Linked DNA regions of Homo sapiens: regions 1 and 3 are each linked to region 2. A link is a contact called in ENCODE Hi-C or POLR2A ChIA-PET data. All regions are on one chromosome and are shown on one strand. Each heading gives the region's core, a stretch centred on a gene start or an enhancer-like site at or near the end of the contact. The rest is flanking DNA. Distances are from core to core; before and after follow the strand shown.

The links. Hi-C counts contacts between places; a loop is a spot of excess contacts on that map. ChIA-PET counts read pairs that join two places held with the same protein, here RNA polymerase II (POLR2A). Pooled maps may share reads with other maps.
Region 1: a loop to region 2 is called in a pooled map, with 20 times the contacts of the local background. The contact joins the promoter of CIRSR here to the promoter of NFE2L2 in region 2. A Hi-C loop is called at or near these places in 5 of 50 pooled maps. POLR2A ChIA-PET finds 5 or more read pairs at or near these places in 2 of 52 experiments (CD4-positive, alpha-beta T cell and GM12878).
Region 3: a loop to region 2 is called in a pooled map, with 7 times the contacts of the local background. The contact joins the enhancer-like site here to the promoter of NFE2L2 in region 2. A Hi-C loop is called at or near these places in 3 of 50 pooled maps. POLR2A ChIA-PET finds 5 or more read pairs at or near these places in 2 of 52 experiments (A549 and activated CD4-positive, alpha-beta T cell).

What each region holds. Positions count from the first base shown.
Region 1 is chr2:174,394,401-174,397,878 of GRCh38, reverse strand. It overlaps CIRSR (corepressor of RBPJ and splicing regulator), which reads left to right and starts at 2,167. Exons shown (of 10, transcript NM_004882.4): 1 at 2,167-2,328. The coding sequence starts at 2,257. SCRN3 (secernin 3) reads right to left here and starts at 2,149. Exons shown (of 8, transcript NM_024583.5): 1 at 2,062-2,149. RefSeq lists enhancers at 1,221-1,721, 2,219-2,268.
Region 2 is chr2:177,263,037-177,266,455 of GRCh38, reverse strand. It overlaps NFE2L2 (NFE2 like bZIP transcription factor 2), which reads left to right and starts at 1,729. Exons shown (of 5, transcript NM_006164.5): 1 at 1,729-1,924. The coding sequence starts at 1,880. RefSeq lists silencers at 1,586-2,455, 2,716-2,875 and an enhancer at 2,556-3,419.
Region 3 is chr2:174,748,738-174,752,603 of GRCh38, reverse strand. It overlaps CHRNA1 (cholinergic receptor nicotinic alpha 1 subunit), which reads left to right. Exons shown (of 9, transcript NM_000079.4): 7 at 2,435-2,658; 8 at 3,785-3,866. Among named protein-coding and RNA genes, the nearest start is that of CHRNA1, 14 kb to the left of the region's middle. RefSeq lists an enhancer at 1,307-1,486. Within about 2 kb of position 1,448, at least 3 of the 41 ENCODE cell types and tissues checked have a DNase peak (open chromatin) inside an H3K27ac peak, as active enhancers do.

The DNA of each region.
Region 1 (3,478 bases), core at 918-3,417, 2.9 Mb after region 2:
AGAACTACCTTCTTCTACTGTATAGTTCACATTTATTCTCTAAGACCTTTCTCTCCTAAAGTCTTCCCTGAATTTCGTTTCACCATTTCCATATTTGGGAATCCGTGTACCTAGCTCTATTGTTGTAAAGGCTAGATTCCATTACATTCGTGTATATATAAATCCCTTTACTGGACAATGAGATCCTTGAGGGCTGGGAGTATGTCTTACTAATCTTTATATTCTCTTTGCTGGAACTTGTCTTATGGAAAAAAATCTTACGTGCCCAGTACTTCCTCAAAGGAAGGAAGAAGGGGTCTTATTTGAGCTGGGAAATAATACACATTATAATTCTGATGAGACTGAAATTTTGAAACAGACTCATTGATTCAGACAAAAATATGTCAATATAATTCCAAATTGCTGATATTTCTAGGAGAAAGTTCACATATTTAATTTATAAATCGCAATTATATACTTTAATATCTAGATTACCTCTTCAGTTGTAACTTGGAAAATCTTAGATCTTCACTTATAATAGAACACCTAAAGGTCCTTATTTTGCTGCCAGAACAGACACATTGTTTTACAGAGTTTCCTTCTTTCCTTTAATAATGGCAAAACCTTAAAATGGCTTTACACAGGCAGATGCTAGCAACTTAAAAACAAAATTTAAATATAATAAATGTTTCCTTAAAAAGAAAAGAAAATGACTAAATAAAAACTTCAGACTGAAACTCTTAAGGGTTTTCCTCTTCTCCTCAGTGACGAGAAGTCTGATGTCTTGATGGCTTCTGTTATTTTCTTTCTGTATTTCAACTCTTATGTCCTGGATCTCCTTCTATTTGTGTTTTATAGTTAGTTCTATCACTATATAACTTTGGCAGACTATTTAATCTCTCTCTTACCTATGCCTTCTGCCTCATCAGAAAAATAAGACACTATTTGATGGGCTGTTATGAGAACTTAATAAGGCAACACGTAAAGTGTTTTGCACAGTGCATAGAACATAGTAGATACTCACATGAAAGCTGTTATTGTTATTATTTGGTAGGAGAGAAAATTTCTCATAAAGGCTTATTCGTTTTTTGTTTTTTTTTTTTGATGGAGTTTAACTCTTGTTGCCCGGGCTGGAGTGCAATGGAGCAGTCTTGGCTCACTGCAACCTCCGCCTCCCGCGTTCAAGTGATTCTCCTGCCTCAACCTCCCGAGTAGCTGGGATTACAGGCGCGTGCCACCACACCCGGCTAATTTTTCGTGTTTTTAGTAGAGACGGGGTTTCACCATGTTGGCCAGGCTGGTCTTGAACTCCTGACCTCAGGTGATCCACCCACCTTGGCCTCCCAAAGTGCTGGGATTACAGGCGTGAGCTACCGCGCCCGGCCAAGGTTTATTCTTAACATTACCCTGATAGAGAACTTGGTTGGTGGATCACCTGCTGCAGTAGCAGCCACGTCCACTCAAAAACCTGGAGTCCCAAGGGCCATCAAGCTGCAATAGTAACCTGAGCTGCCTAACTGGGGTCGTAGGGAAAGCTAAGGAAACTTGCCCCCTGGTTAGAATTGCACCTAGCCCACTGAGGAGGTGAAGCCTTGAGAGATTTTACCAACTCCTAACGCGTATTCGTCATTCAATAAGTATTTATTGAACGTCTTTCGGCGCCAGTACCGTACAGCTGGGTACAAAATAGACAGGGCCTCCGTTCTTGCAGAGCTGTCTGTCATTCTATTTCACGCGCTCTTAGTTCAGCCGGCGCTTTCAGAAACATCATATTGTTGGATTCTCGCAAGCATACTACGGTTAGGGCCGGAATTATTATCTTCATAACATAGATGAGAAAAACAGTGCAGAAAAGCTTTTGCAGCTCGAGTCAGAGTCCACAGAAAGTAATGGGCTCGAGCTTCAAGCACCTTTGGTCGAAGGGCCGCCGCGGTCCACCCCGCACCCCGGCCCTGGGCGCTCAAACCGCAGCCGGTGCAGCTGGGCTCCGGAGCCCCTCGGTCAAGCAGTGCCGCGCCACAGTTGGGTCTTCCGGGTTTCTGTCTCAACTATGCACGCCCCTCCCCCGTGCGCGCCCCTCACCTGGCCTCCCAGCTACCCGAAGTGACAGGTGGACGGAGGGAGGAGTGGCCAGTGGAGGCATCAGTTGCCGGAAGCTGTCACCTTTGATCTCGGAAGTTCCCCCTTGCTGCTGGAAACGCAGTTCCGGTTAGGCGGCTGAGTTTGTTTACGTTGCTAACAGATCTAGCCCCTGCTTTCCCTAGTTCCAGTTCCAAGATGGGGAAATCCTTCGCCAACTTCATGTGCAAGAAAGACTTTCATCCTGCCTCCAAATCCAATATCAAAAAAGTGAGTAAACAGACCCGGGGAGGGATTAGGCCCACAGGGACCGCCTTCCCAGAGGCTGCTGGAAGTGAAAGTGATGGTGTCTCTGAGATCCCTAGGACAGCCTCCGCTTCTCTAGGCCTAAAGCCCTGGTGGTCTCGCCTTTCTCTGCTGAGCAGCTCGCTGACGCAGCGGGTCCTCAGCGTTTATTCTGCAACAGCGAGGAGACCGGTGGCCTAGAGAATCTTTGTCGGCCAGAATGCAAATCCATAATATGCGAAGACTAATGTCAAAATTCCTCAGTACTTCCTTCAGCTGATTCTGGTTTTTTGTCTTTTCGGATCCCAGGGATCACGGCTTCTGAACTCTACTTTTCTGTACAAAGAAGCCTCCCCGTTTACTTAAGATAGATCTTTAAAAAAATTACCTAATAATCTAGTGTCTTTTTGATGACTAAACTCGTTGAAGTTTAGTGTTTTACATAATTACAGGTCTACCAGTTGTAATACTTTGGTGAATATCATAGTAATGAAAAGCAAAAGAGTGAAGTAGAAAGAATCAGCTTTGGAGTCAAACCTGGATTCTAGTTATTCGAGCAGTCACTTTTAGCCTTAAGACCTTGCACAAAATATTTGTAATATCTGACCCTCAGTCTTCTAATCTGTAAATTAAGGATGATTGACTTAATTGTGAGGATTAAGTGAAATAGTGAAGATAAAGGATTTGAAACAACGTAGGCATCTATCACTGTGTCCACTACAGAGAGGAGGTGCTCAATAAAATGTTGATTGCCCCTACATAGAAACTTGTGAAAATAACTAAGCTTTTATTTGTTTTTAGAACGAGTTGAGGTGATGAGATACTGCTATATACTCTCACTTCTAGACCAGTGATTCTCAACTTTTTTTTCACTGTTACCTTCCTAAGGAGTCTTATTAAACATTTTTTCTTAATAACTCCCCCATGAAATTTTAATAACACAGATACACCTTGAAAGCTCTTTGGTAATCATCCAGCCCCATCTCCTCATTTTATAAATGAGGAAACAAATTTGCCAAGAGTTACACAGCTAGTTAAATGTTGTACCAGAACTAGGATCTGGAACACCTGATTAACCCAGTGATTTTTTTTCCACTGCACCAGTTTGTGTTTGTGTGGTTGCAACTGTGGGAGG
Region 2 (3,419 bases), core at 480-2,979:
CTCTGGTATCTCCTACCTACTAGGCTCATTGTCTACCTTCTCTGATGTCGTAATTTTAATAAGTAACTTGAATTGTTAACAATTTACTCTTGTCTTTTTCTTGGACTCAGAAATGTTATTTTATTATTATGTCTCTGCATCTTTCATGTGAGGTCCTTTGCAAACAGTTTTCTCCTAACTTGTTTTCATTGTGCAGATCATGTTGCAGGGTTTTCACATAACAGCTGAAAGGAATTAATAGGAGTTAAAGAAGCTTGCTTCAATTACAAGTAATTAATTTAGGCTTCACTTATCTCAAGGAATATCTGAATATACAAATTTACACATAAATCCTGGGAGTGTCAAATTATGCAACCTAGAGAAAGTAAGCTCTGCAGCTTTTTGGGCGTTGATTGCTATAGTCAGGGGTGTGTGTGTGGTTTTTGAATGAAATAGCAAAACCACTGCCAGTATTATCTACTTCACCTGGTTTTGAATAATTCCAGGAAGCTAGAAACTGAAAACCAGTCTTGTATAGAGTTAGAAAGATTGTAAATGCAGAAGAGGAAGAAAAAAACAAAACTAAACCATTTATCTATCCTCTTTGAACCCTTATAAGAGTTCACAATATTCCTCGTTTCAAATACTTGAAGTCTTCTCTGGGCAATGATTAATTTTTAAATAATTGTTTTTAATGTAAGACATAAAACATACGCACTGCAGATTTAAAGCATACTTGGAAGTAACAAGGAGAAACATAAAAATCGTTGATTCCACAGCATTTAATATATTGGTAACCTTCAATTTTTTTCTAGGCACGTTTTTATAAAATGAGCCAATACTATACAAACGTTTTTGTAACTTTTTTTAATTTGTACTATTTTGTGAGTACGTGAAAAAGAAATTTGTAAAGAGTAAACGATTACAGCATGTTGTGGTATTACACACTGTTGAAGGGCGCCATCTGTGGCGTGGTGGCTGCGCTTTGGTGGGAAGAGGTTCTCTTGGGGTTCCCGTTTTTCTCCCAGCTCTGGGTGGGCAATACTGACCACTCTCCGACCTAAAGGGGCTTCTCCGTTTGCCTTTGACGACCTGAGCTTAGGAGAATGGAGACACGTGGGAGTTCAGAGGAGGGCGTTCAGGGTGACTGCGAACACGAGCTGCCGGAGCTGTCCACATCTCCCCTAGGCAGGGCCCACTGGCCCCAGCCCGGGAAGGGAGCAAGGGCGGGAGGGCAGTTGGCAGTGGCACGGTCTGGGTCCAAATCTTTAGCCCCCCCCACCCCGGCTGGCGCCATTCTCGGGCGGTAAAGTGAGATAAAAGCAGGGCAAGGTTCTGCAACTCCAAATCAGGGAGGCGCAGCTCCTACACCAACGCCTTTCCGGGGCTCCGGGTGTGTTTGTTCCAACTGTTTAAACTGTTTCAAAGCGTCCGAACTCCAGCGACCTTCGCAAACAACTCTTTATCTCGCGGGCGAGAGCGCTGCCCTTATTTGCGGGGGAGGGCAAACTGAACGCCGGCACCGGGGAGCTAACGGAGACCTCCTCTAGGTCCCCCGCCTGCTGGGACCCCAGCTGGCAGTCCCTTCCCGCCCCCGGACCGCGAGCTTCTTGCGTCAGCCCCGGCGCGGGTGGGGGATTTTCGGAAGCTCAGCCCGCGCGGCCGGCGGGGGAAGGAAGGGCCCGGACTCTTGCCCCGCCCTTGTGGGGCGGGAGGCGGAGCGGGGCAGGGGCCCGCCGGCGTGTAGCCGATTACCGAGTGCCGGGGAGCCCGGAGGAGCCGCCGACGCAGCCGCCACCGCCGCCGCCGCCGCCACCAGAGCCGCCCTGTCCGCGCCGCGCCTCGGCAGCCGGAACAGGGCCGCCGTCGGGGAGCCCCAACACACGGTCCACAGCTCATCATGATGGACTTGGAGCTGCCGCCGCCGGGACTCCCGTCCCAGCAGGTGCTGCCTCGGCCCTCTGGGCCCTGCGGTGGTGCCGGGACGGGGGCGGGGGAGCTAGGGAACCGCGGCCCGGGAGGGACAGCCGCAACCGGCTTCCCCCACGTCTGGCCAGAGCCAGGACCGCGGCGCTGGGTAGAGCCGCCGCGCTTGCGCCGGGGCAGGGCGGGGAGGGGCAGCGGGGACGCGGCCGGGTGATCCGACCGACCACGAGCCCGAGGGCGAACGGGTGGGAAGTTGCGGGAAGGTCTGGGGACTGAGCCCGCTCGCGTGGGCCTTGGGGGAGAATCCAGCCGCGTCCCCGGGCCCGAGAGCTGGGACTCCGGAGCCCCTAAGTTTGAGCGGCCCGGTGGGCGGCGGGGCAAGAGGGGGCGGACGCTGGCCGTCTGAGCCGGCGCGGCCCGGCCCTTCCGGGGCTGCGCGGCTCCCCCGCCTCGGTGCCGGCAAAAATGTGCCTAGTCACGGGGCCGCTCTCGGGGGAACTGAGGTCGCCTTCGGGCTGGGACCCGGAGCCCCTTCGCCGCGCCCCAAGACCTCCTTGAGTGCGGGCTGCGACGCGCTCACCCCGCTGGGCCGTCTGTGGGCGCGGCTTTGCGAAGTCATCCATCTCTCGGATCACTCTCTGGCAGCCTTGAGCTCTCTTGAAAGCCCAGCCCCGGGACGAGGGAGGAGCGCCTTAAGTGCCCAGCGGGCTCAGAAGCCCCGACGTGTGGCGGCTGAGCCGGGCCCCGCGCACTTTCTCGGCCGGGGAGGGGTTCGGGCTCGGGCACCCGGAGTTGGCCCCTCGTAACGCCGCGGGAAAGTGCGGGCGAGGGCAGTGGACTCTGAGGCCGGAGTCGGCGGCACCCGGGGCTTCTAGTTCGGACGCGGTGCCCCCTGGTGGCGCTCACCGCGCGCGTGGCCTTGGCTTCCGTGACAGCGCTCGGTTGGCCGTCACAGCAGCCCTCGGTTGGCCCTTTCCTGCTTTATAGCGTGCAAACCTCGCCGCGCCAGGGCCAAGGGACAGGTTGGAGCTGTTGATCTGTTGCGCAATTGCTATTTTCCCCAGAGCGGCTTTGTCTTTGGATTTAGCGTTTCAGAATTGCAATTCCAAAATGTGTAAGACGGGATATTCTCTTCTGTGCTGTCAAGGGTAAGAGTTGCGAGTGTAGATTAGAATTTCTGTTGCTTTTAGTCTGTTAGTAATTTTTTGCTTTCAGCTATTATTTCTCCCCTGAGTACTTTATATATGTTTCCTTTTCAGTTGAGAATTTGCCTCAATTTCTTAACATGTTCCCCCTCTTCTGCAGGGGCAGAGAGTGGAACGCTTGCGTTTCAAAACACTTGCTAATTTCTGTGAATTGTTATAAAAGTGAAAAGAAGTTTCTGCTCATCCTTTGTAGAAACTTTAAAAGTAGATATTTATATTTCTAACTTCTTTTGTAAATGAATTTTAGGAAAAAAATTGGAATTCAAGGAAATGTGTACTTGATGTACAGTAAATACGTTTATGCTGTTA
Region 3 (3,866 bases), core at 199-2,698, 2.5 Mb after region 2:
ACTGCATTTGGGGTTTCATTTTTGTTTTTGTTTTGAGACCGGGTCTCACTCTGTTGCCCAGGCTGCAGTACAGTGGCATGATCACGGCTCACTGCAGCCTCAACCTCCTGAGCTCAAGTGACCCTTTCACCTCAGCCTCCTGAGTAGCTGGGACTACAGGCATGTGCCACCACACTCGGCTAATTTTTGTATTTTTTGTAGAAACGGGGTTGCACCATGTTGCCGAGGCCAGTCTCGAACTCCTGGGCTCAAAGATCTGCCTACCTCGGCCTCCCAAAGTGCTGGGATTACAGGTGTGAGCCACTGTGCCTGCCCTGCACTTGTTTTTAAACAAATAATCACAAACACAATTCTTTCAACTTTCTAATCAAATGAAACTTTTTTACATTAAAAAAATAAATAAATAGAGATGGAGTCTTGCTATGTTGCCCAGGCTAGTCTCAGACTCCTGGCCTCAAGTGATCCCCCTGCCTTGGCCTCCCGGGGTGTTAGGATTACAGGCATGATCCACCGCACCAGGCCCTCAAATGAAACTTTTTAAAATAAAAACACTGTCGGGGCATTATGGGAACTAACAAGAGTCTCTATAAACGTTAAATGATTTGTGCTTGAAAAGTGCTTAGGGGCCAGATGCAGTGGCTCACACCTGTAATCCCAGCACTTTCGGAGGCCAAGGCGGATGGATCACTTGAGGTCAGGAGTTTGAGACCAGCCTGGCCAACATGGTGAAACCCCATCTCTATTAAAAATACAAAAAATTAGCCAGGTGTGGTGGCACGTGCCTGTAATCCCAATTACTTGGGAGGCTGAGGCAGGAGAATCGCTTGAACCCTGGAGGCGGAGGTTGCAGTGAGCTGAGATGGCACCACTGAACTCCAGCCTGGGCAACAGAGTGAGACTCCCTCACAAAAAAAAAAAGAAGAAAAAAAGAAAGAAAAGAAAGAAAGAAAAAAGAAAAGCACTTAGCACAAAAATTATGCTTGATAAATGTTGGCTATTATTATTATCATTATTATTAATCAACAAATTTTATATAAGTGGACAAATATTTTGTATTTGTAATTGTATTCTTTTTCACTTTGAAAGGTTTTCCTACCCACCAGGTAGAATTGACAATTTCTTGTTTGTTTCCACTCTTTATCGTATACATACATACATATTCTATATATATTCTAGCATCCGGAAGCAGCCAGTAGGGGACAGCTTCATCATTGAAAGCAGGGTAACACAAGGGTTTCCAGCAGCACCAACAGCAAGGCCAGCCCAGGGAAAGTCCCTCCCAGAGCTTCTCTGCTGCACCTAAGGTGGTCAAGCCTCACAAAACTACCTCAGTGCCATTCGGCCCCTGACCTTCCTGCTGCCAAGTTTGCCCAGCCAAAACTCTCCTGAGATCAAAGGGCCTGCAGAAAAGAGGTGGGGGCTGGGGAAATCCCTGCTCCCTTAGTATGCAAAAAAAACAAAACAAGAAATAAGTGAGAAGACAAACTTCCTCTTATATGAAAATGAGACAGCGAGTGGTGTGAAACCACTGTATCAGAAGATCACTCAGGACGTCAAGGAGAACTCCTTAGCCTTCCGGATTTTGTCCTTTTCTTGGGTTTTGGTCTTACAGCTTGCTCCCTCAATAACAGAAAGATATGTGTACTTCTGGGCTGCCCATTCATCTGCTGGGTAAGAAATAGGCCAGGGGTGGTTCCGTTTTATGAGGTTTAATGCATCCTGCTGCAGAAGGGAAATGCCACACCGAGTCCAGCTTGTCCACCCAGAACTCCTTTCAGTTCCCTGGGTTCCACCAAGAATCAGAAATCTGGAGCATGAGATGAAATATTGTTCCGTTTTCTGCTTGGCAGCCTCTAATGGAAATGCTTGCCACTGGCTGCTGTCAGAAAAGTTAAGGTATGGTGGTTACATAGGAAATTCTGCAGAAAAAAATGCTTTGAGATTTCCCAGAATAATGCTTTGAGAACATGTCAGTCACATTCCTCTTACCCTTGGGTTTCAGTGGTGAATTAGTTTGCTTGGGCTGCCACACAAAACACCATAGGCTGTGAGGCTTAGATAACAGAAATGTAATTTCTCACAGTTCTGGAGACTGGAATTCCAAGATCAAGGTGCCAGTAGAGTTGGTTTCTTGTGAGGCCTCTCTCGGTTTGTAATGGCCATCTTCTTCCTGTGTCCCATGGCCTTCCGTCTATGCATCTGTGTCCTAATTCCTCTCCTTATAAGGACACTAGTCATACTTGATTACTCACTACCCCATATCACCTCGTTTTCATTTAATTACCTCCTTAAAGTCCCTGTCTTCAAATACAGTCACATTCTTAGGTCCCAGGACTCAGGACTTCCACATATAAATGGTGGGGTGGGAGGAACACTGCAGCCCAACCCAGATGGGTAGTTGTGGGATTTTTTTTTTTTTTTTTGGTCTTTTCAGGGGAGAAGATGACTCTGAGCATCTCTGTCTTACTGTCTTTGACTGTGTTCCTTCTGGTCATCGTGGAGCTGATCCCCTCCACGTCCAGTGCTGTGCCCTTGATTGGAAAATACATGCTGTTCACCATGGTGTTCGTCATTGCCTCCATCATCATCACTGTCATCGTCATCAACACACACCACCGCTCACCCAGCACCCATGTCATGCCCAACTGGGTGCGGAAGGTGAGTGGGGAGGCCCCTGCAGACTTCACACGGAGGCACATCTACAGGCCTCCCCTTCGAGGAGCCAGTGGGTTTCTAGCTAATACTTGGGGCTATTTAGGAACTAAGTTCTCTTTGGGCTTTAGGGAATTTTTGGAAGGAACTTTCTTTGGCCTCTTTTTAGGAATAAATAACTCCTGTAGCCTTCCCAGAGAGAAAAGAAAAACAGAATTAACAAAGCTCATTCCAAATTCAAGTTTAAAGAATCTCTTTGATCAGAGAAGATGAACAAACGGCTGCTTTTTATTGAAATGCCGTGAAATTCTCGCGATTTCTTTTGTATGTTTTCCAATCTGTGAACAGACTGGCTTATTTTTTGCTGGTGAAATCATCTGTTGAGAATAGAATGAATAGAATGAGGGCTAGAGATGGGAGGGTTCCTGATGAGAGAGGGTCAAAAAGTGAGTTTTAGTGAAGGACTAGGTCTGAAATAGTTACGTTATTGAATTTAAAAATTTAACATTTCAAATATGTCTTTCTTTGACAAAACTTTACAGAGACACTGAAGTCCAGGATCTTTTGTCCAGAATGTAAAATATTTGTCAGGAATTGACAAAAGAAGCTACTGCTCACAATGTACTCTTTTAAGAGGAGAGTAAGAGTCCCTGTTTCTGTAAAGGCTGATAGATGACTGCTGGCAATACCTGTACTGCAGTTTCTTCAGGAACAGGAAACAGAAGAAAACAATCTAGCTGTTTTGTGGGATATATTTGAAGTGGAGGGGCCCCTTCTTTAACCATTTGATCCTGGTGACACATTGCTAAGGCATTTTCCATACCTGTAGGGGATCCTGACGCTTTTAAGCTCATTGGTGGCCCCAGGTCGATGACTGCACATGGGCTCCCTCCAGTGGCGAACTTCTCACATTACAGAATCATCACTGTTAACCATAGTCATTTCACAGGACCCGGGATACAGAGGGATCTTTGAAAAAATCTAGTATAGTTCTTTTGTTTTAAGGACAAGGAGGCTGAAGCCCAGAAAAACTGAATGACTTACCCCAAATCACATTGATAATTCAAAGACAGAGTTTTATGCTTGCCTCCTGGACAATAATTCTCATGCATGGATTTCTTTTTTATGTTAGGTTTTTATCGACACTATCCCAAATATCATGTTTTTCTCCACAATGAAAAGACCATCCAGAGAAAAGCAAGACAAAAAGATTT